Regions from separate parts of the Homo sapiens genome. Here region 2 is linked to region 1. Evidence: chromatin contacts called from ENCODE Hi-C or POLR2A ChIA-PET data. All regions are on one chromosome and are shown on one strand. The core of a region is the stretch at or near the end of the contact, and the rest is flanking DNA. Distances in the headings are between cores, read along the strand shown. Region 1 overlaps DTNB (dystrobrevin beta). Region 2 overlaps ASXL2 (ASXL transcriptional regulator 2).

Region 1 (3,445 bases), core at 553-3,052:
GTGCTTTAAAAGAGGTATTCAGTGTGATATAGCGGGCCATGAAGAGACACATCAAACCACTCGGAGAATCAGAAAAAGTAGTGATACCTGAGCTAATTAAAGGATATACAGAGGTTGGTAAGGGAAAGCTGGGAGGATGGGGAGAAGAGGAGATAAAGGAAACTAGAATCGCAGATTCAAAAACATAAAACTAAGAAAATATAGTGTATTAGGCAACTGCAAATAGTTTAACACTGTCATAGTGCTGCCTGTGAGTGGAAGACATAAATAAGAGTCTCAGACCAAAGACATAACTGTAAAAGCTTTCAAAACATTACTCTGTAAGAAAAAACTTTCATGTGTTATAAGTCATCTTTGTATTAGAAGTTGCTTCTCGAATACAGACAGCAGACAGTTCTCTGGCACTCAAATGCAGTAATGGGTTCCATGGCAGAACTGAAGTAGGAAGGAGTGTGACCAATATTTCAGGTTTAGGTAAACAAAAGTTCTAGTCAGCTAAAACCAAAAAAAGCAGAGCACACAAATACTATGGAAGTAGATCCACAGGCAGCCAGGATCCCAAGAAAGGCAGACTGGAGTTAGAGGGAGTATGAGAGTTGGAAGACTAAGAGGTCTTCCCATGTGCTTCTGTGTATGGTGGCACTCTCCAGGGCCTGGAACTGAGATGTCACTGAATGAATACCAGGACAGAAAGCTCGCTGCCCTGTTTAGACAGCCCATTGTATCGCTACACCGGACACATCACAGTTCCAAAGCTGTCACAAGTGCTACCACAGGTCAAAATAGGAGGAGAGCCAGCAGTCCACTGACATCACACATGGTACAGACACACTAAAAGCAGCAACAAAAGACTATCACAACTATTATTTAGCACTGCTCTAAAACAGTGTTTTCCAAAGTTTTCTCAAGATAAAAAATGTCCAGGGCCTTTGTTTAAAAAATAAAACAAAGCAGATTCCTCAGCCTCAACCCAGACCTACTAATATTCCCAAGGGTGAAGGCCTGGGACTTTGTATATTTAACAAACAGCCCAGGTGATTCTTTCCAGGGAATTCTGGGAAGCACTGCTTCCCCACAAATTAGAAGTTCTTACTAACACAAAGAGGTAAAAAATTGAGACAGGGGTAAAACTATCAGAAAGTGATTCAGTTGCTGCTTCCTACAGATGATGTAATTATCTACTTGGAAGTCCAAGAAAAGGAACTGAAAAATTATTAGAACCACATATTGACAGAAGAACCAGTGAGACTTCAAGACAGAAATGTCCATGAGATCTCTGAATGTAGGAGTCTTAACCTAAACAAGAAGAACGAGCTGGAACTAAGAACTGCAGAAATTTATTAGCGTCTGGGGTGGAGTGAGGGGCATGTAAAAGCCGGAACTGTGAGAAAACATTCAGAAAGAAGGTGTGCAAGAGAATGCCGGGGAGCACAGGATCTGGCTCATCAAAGGCGATCCAAAGGCTTAATGAGTAATTAACATGCACATTTCATAGCTAGACATTTCGTAGTCACTAAATGAAGATATACAACATATAACACACATGGATTAAATTTATTTAGAGAAAGAGTTCAACCCTAAATCTGTACCTGTAGATCTCAGAAAGCATGAGGTATTCAGGCAATAATCACTGATAAATTTGAGTTAATGCAGAAACAGATAAGCAATTCACACTACTGGGTCACAGAGAACACAGTGATCTTCCCACACATGGAAGCAGAAGATGCACTCTCCAGTGCAGCTCTGGTGGCCATCTGCAAGAACAAAAAAAAGATCTAAAGTTGACAAAAGGGCTGTGGCTAAGTGATGACTGCCACAGGAAATTGCTCATTTGAAGAACTGCTTGGTTTAAGCTAAGTCATACACTTCTTTGTAATGGAAAAACCTCCTTGTCATCGCTCTAAGAATAATCAGGCTACAGTTGAAAAAATGCCTTATTGTTTCATAAACTACACACCAATTCTTTATTTGATCGCATCCATCTTTTTAAACAGCTGGGTCCATTTTGAATGTTCTCGTTTTAAACTTAGCATTTTTGCAGCTGTAAGTGGTTTTATGAATAAATCGTGCATGCAAACAACACAGTAGAATTGGGCAACGTTCAGATGATTGAAAGGAGCAATATCTAAAACATCCCAAGCAACCTACTGAAAATGCGGATAAAGGTTATCAGGATATCCCAGACTATTCCCCCTAACCCTTGGGGGGCTCTAGAAAGTCCAGAATTTCAAAGGGAGGCCTCTGGTCAACGAAGCAGTCACTTTAGCTCTAAGTCAGCTGTCGAATGGGAGAGTTTCAGAGCACTTCTCCCCAGGCCTCCATAACACCATCAACAAGAGTAAAAAGATGAACCCAGAGCCCTGCATGTTCCTGGCAACCAACACCCTCTCAACTAACACATTGCCACAGTGCCATGATCTGCCTATCTGGGGTTAATTCCAGCACGACCTTTATATCAGGTTATACTTTTTAAAAATAAGAAATCCAAGACTCTCACCTGGTTTTTATTCCTGTGAGGCTCAGTACATCCCCTCACGCGACCCCAATCCTCAACTCTCAAAACCCTTCTCCTTGTCTTCATAGTCCAGCATCGGCAAAATCCCTCCTCTGTCCGAGGCTTACGCATCAACCTCTTCTCTGAATGTTGCTTTCACCTACGGCTCTAGGAGGAAACCTGGCATTCCCTGAAGGCTCAGCTTCCCTGCAGCCATTTCAAGTGGCAGCTGCTTTCTTTCTCACACCCCTCAAACAACTAGACCTCCAGGTGGAGGAGAAGTCCTCCTAGAACCACACTGCCACTCTCAGATCATTTTCCCTTTTCCTTAAAACTCCGATTTTGAATGTCGTATAATCAGACCAAAACCCAAGTTGTCCCTCCTTCGCGGAGTCCAACATTACTACTGTCATAATTCTTGTTGATTTCAACATTTACAGTTGATCTTTCCAATGCACTGATCGTAGTGGGATGAATGACGGCCCCCCAAAAGATATGTCCACATCCTAATCTCTGGAACCTGCATTACCTTATATGGCAGAAGAGTGAATATTACCTTCTATGACAAAATTAACTTAAGAATCTAGATGGGAGAGGAAGCATTTACCCTGGATTACCTGGTTGGGCCCAAAATGCAATCAAATGTATTTTCATATAAGACAGATACACAGAGGAGAAGAGACAGATGAGAAGAAGGCAATGTAACCCAGGAGGCAGAGACTGAAGTGACACAGCCACAAAGTCAAAGAACGCCAACTGCAGCTAGAAGCTGGAAGAGGGAAAGAACAGTGTGATGTTCAATGTACGTGTCAAGGGGCCGGGCGTGGTGGGTGGCTCACGCCTGTAATCCCAACACTTTGAGAGGCCAAGGCGGGTGGATCACCTGAGGCCAGGAGTTCAAGACCAGCCTGGCCAACACGGCGAAACCCCATGTCTACTAAAAATACAAAA
Region 2 (3,445 bases), core at 409-2,908, 260 kb after region 1:
TTCTCTCTGTAATAAAAGCTAGCAGTAGCTAGTAGGGCTAAGAGAGCAGAAGTCAATCATTGTACTGCTTAGATAAAGCAAATATAGCAATTAATGAAAGGAGTCATCACTGCATGGTAAAGAGCCAGATTTAATGATTCATACCAATCTGAATACAGACCTGACTGTAGCCTGGGCAAGTCACTTTAAACACCCTTAATTTACTCATCTGCAAAATAGAGGTAATACTGCCTACTGTGTAACTCGATTGTACAGATCACAGATAATGTACATACCAAGTATATGTCACAGAGTCAAGATTCAGTAACTACAGCAGTTACTTTACCAACTTACTATCCTACCCTAGTCTGGCAGTGTTCCAGTGTTCCCCATCTCAAGTGATAGGAATCTCACCCTCACATACAACTATTCTCCACTCTGAAGCCAGAGTAACCTTTTAAATATAAATATGATCATACTACCTCCTGTCCAGCTTAAAATTCATCCATATCATAATGTTCTTAGTATAAAGTACAAAATTATCAAAATAATCTGACCTTGACCAAAATAATCTGACCTTGACCATTCTGCTACACACCCTCTCTGCCAGCCTACTCTACCTTTCTTTTCATTTGGTAATTTAAAATTCTTCTGACTACTTGGCCCAACACTTCTGCTTGCAATGATAACCCTCACCTCCTTTTCTCCTAGCAACCTCCAATTCAACTTTTCAGATTTTAGCCTTAATGTCTCTTGCTAAAATAAGCCACTTCTATGTTCTATAAATCCTATACTTCTCTGAAACACATATTTATAACTACATATACTGAAAGGAAAAAATCTGACTCAACTGTAAGCGAGCCAGACTCAGTGATGAGTGATTTTAATGTCTCTGAAAAGTAGAATCTTTCTTCTCTTCTACAATTCAACCCAAAATATCCAGCTCTAAGGCCTGTGAGCAGTCATCTTGCAATTATGATGGATGAGCCTACTGAGAATGGAACAAAATTGAAGGAAGCAGAGCTGAGATACTGATGAAACTGACTGGAGAACTTGGATAAAGTTTTGCCTGTTTTTTTCACTTGCATTAAATGATGAGATTCCTTCAATGTTTAAGCCAGTTTACATCGTGTTTCCTGTCATTTACAGCTGGAAGTATCTTAATAGATACAAAGCACCTACATAAAAGCAATCAAATTTACAGAGATAGGAAAGGGAAAAGAACAACAACACAGGAGAATATTCACAGGTAAACCACTCTCTTCTGTTAACGAGAAAAGATTACCCTTATGCATCAATAATGTATATTACATGATAATGTAAGAGGTAAGATGCTACCCAAATCTGTACAGACTAACCCCAAGTACTCAGATACTCAGAAACATCTAAATTTTTCCTAAATCTTGGCTGGGTGCGGTGGCTCACACCTGTAATCCCAGCACTTTGGAAGACCAAGGTGAGCTGATCACTTGAATCCAAGAGGCGGAGGTTTCAGTGAGCCACTGCACTCCAGCCTGTGCGACAAAGCGAGCCTCCATCTCAAAAAAAAAAAAAAAGTTAATATTTTCCTAAATCTTAAGCGTCAAGGATAAAGAAAGAATCAAACCAGGTTCCAGGCGTTAAAAGCCAAAGTGGCAGCTTGAATTAGTGTTTCCATTTCATCATTCACACCATCGTGTGACCTTGCAGTACGTTACAGTAAGTGAAATATATTTCCCTGCCACAATGATGTTCGTCTTGGCCACAAGGCTTGATTTGATCAATGAAATAAGAGACATGACGGAAGCAGAGGCTAAAATTTGCCTGTTTGGCTGACTCCTGTGATTGACATGAGAGCCAGATTCCAGCAGAAGGAGAGAACAATCCACAGCCTACAACAAAGTCTAGCTAACAATAACTAAGCCCCAGTTAACCTAAAGACATGAGGAAGAAAAAAAGTATTTGTTGTTATAAGCCACTGAAATTTTAAGATTATGCAGCAAAATATTGACCAATAAAGCAAGCACTATATAATGAAGGAAACATTTGCTTTCTTAGCAATACTCACTGCCAAAAGACAGCAAAAAAAGTTCTTAAGAGTATGAATGAAAAATTTTATATCTAGCCTAGATGGCATTCAAACAAAGAGGCAATAGAAAACATTCTTGGCTTGGTGTGGTGGCTCACGCCTGTAATCCCAACACTTTGGGAGGCCGAGGTTGGCGGATCACCTGAGGTCTGATGTTCGAGGCCAGCCTGGCCAACATGGTGAAACCCAGTCTCTACTAAAAATGCAAAAATTATCCAAGCATGGTGGTAGGCATCTGTAATCCCAGCTATTTGGGAGGCTAAGGCATGAGAATTGCTTGAACCCAGGAGACGGAGGTTGCAGTGAGCCAAGATTGCACTGCACTCCAGCCTGGTTGGCAGAGCAAGACTCTGTCTCAAAAAAAAAAATTCTTAAGCCCGCAAGAACTCAGGGAAAAGATCATCCATAAATGTAAAAATTCTAGCTGATGATGAAATCCAGCCAAAAAGAAATGCACCAAAGTAAACAAGGAATGGAGAAACTATTTTTTGGAAAAAAGTGGAATACATTTGCAATTAGGTAACATATAAGAAACGTAAATGTTTTCTACTTTTTTCAACTTTCATTTTTAAAATGACAATACACTTTCAGAATTTTTCTATTTTGTTTTTCCTCAACTTCAGAGATCATTTAGGAATTAATATTACCTCACAGTGAAGAAACTAAAGCCTAGTAACTTTCTTGGTCTCTTCAATTAAATGCAATAAACAATGGTTATTCCTACTTAAAAGTTTTTCAGGATATGTTCTTCAGTGTACATTTTTTTCACTGATTAATTTAATTTGGGTAGGGGGTTATCAGGCATCATTTCTACAAGAAATATTGAAGTAAATAGTCCGGAAATATACAAATAAACTATTAAAACAAGGAAACTTCTGAAAGACAATAGAGCTCTTTTTGAAAATCACTTTGTCACAGGGCATGCTATTAAAAACAAAACAAAAACTAGAACAGCAGGTAAGAGGGGAAATTGCATACAGATGGAAATGAAAGACTTTCACTTAAAAAGACACACTGAATAGCAAGGTACTTGTTCACCAAGTACAAGATGATACACTGACAGAGAGTGAGAACCCCAGATGCCCACAAATACAAAGAAGGGGATGCCTATACATAACATTCAAAGATCAAGAGACAAGCCAAAGATGAAGCTGAGAAAACTAGTGGTTTTAGAATGAGTATATTTAGATCATATCACCAAAACTTTTAATCATTTAAGTTACATGGTAATGATTTTTAGGGGAAAAATTAGCTCTTCACTTAAAACACATTAATATAAAAGCATTTTCAGCATTTTGATGGTAACTTGAAAGTCTGTTACATCAAAGTATATTTTCAAATAGAATTTCAAAGGCTTTGCAAACCTATGATAGAATGGCTCACCTGTTAAAATTTATC

Evidence for each region. A loop is a pair of places that touch in the nucleus more often than their neighbours do. ChIA-PET counts read pairs that join two places held with the same protein, here RNA polymerase II (POLR2A). Pooled maps may share reads with other maps.
Region 2: a pooled map shows a loop between it and region 1 (7-fold over the local background). The contact joins two enhancer-like sites. A Hi-C loop is called at or near these places in 4 of 50 pooled maps. POLR2A ChIA-PET finds 5 or more read pairs at or near these places in 2 of 52 experiments (HEK293T and activated CD4-positive, alpha-beta T cell).

What each region holds. Positions count from the first base shown.
Region 1 is chr2:25,556,654-25,560,098 of GRCh38, forward strand. All of the region lies in intron 8 of DTNB (dystrobrevin beta), which reads right to left. Among named protein-coding and RNA genes, the nearest start is that of DTNB, 120 kb to the right of the region's middle. RefSeq lists an enhancer at 1,519-2,214. Within about 2 kb of position 1,803, at least 5 of the 41 ENCODE cell types and tissues checked have a DNase peak (open chromatin) inside an H3K27ac peak, as active enhancers do.
Region 2 is chr2:25,814,718-25,818,162 of GRCh38, forward strand. All of the region lies in intron 3 of ASXL2 (ASXL transcriptional regulator 2), which reads right to left. Among named protein-coding and RNA genes, the nearest start is that of ASXL2, 62 kb to the right of the region's middle. RefSeq lists an enhancer at 2,913-3,092. Within about 2 kb of position 1,659, at least 2 of the 41 ENCODE cell types and tissues checked have a DNase peak (open chromatin) inside an H3K27ac peak, as active enhancers do.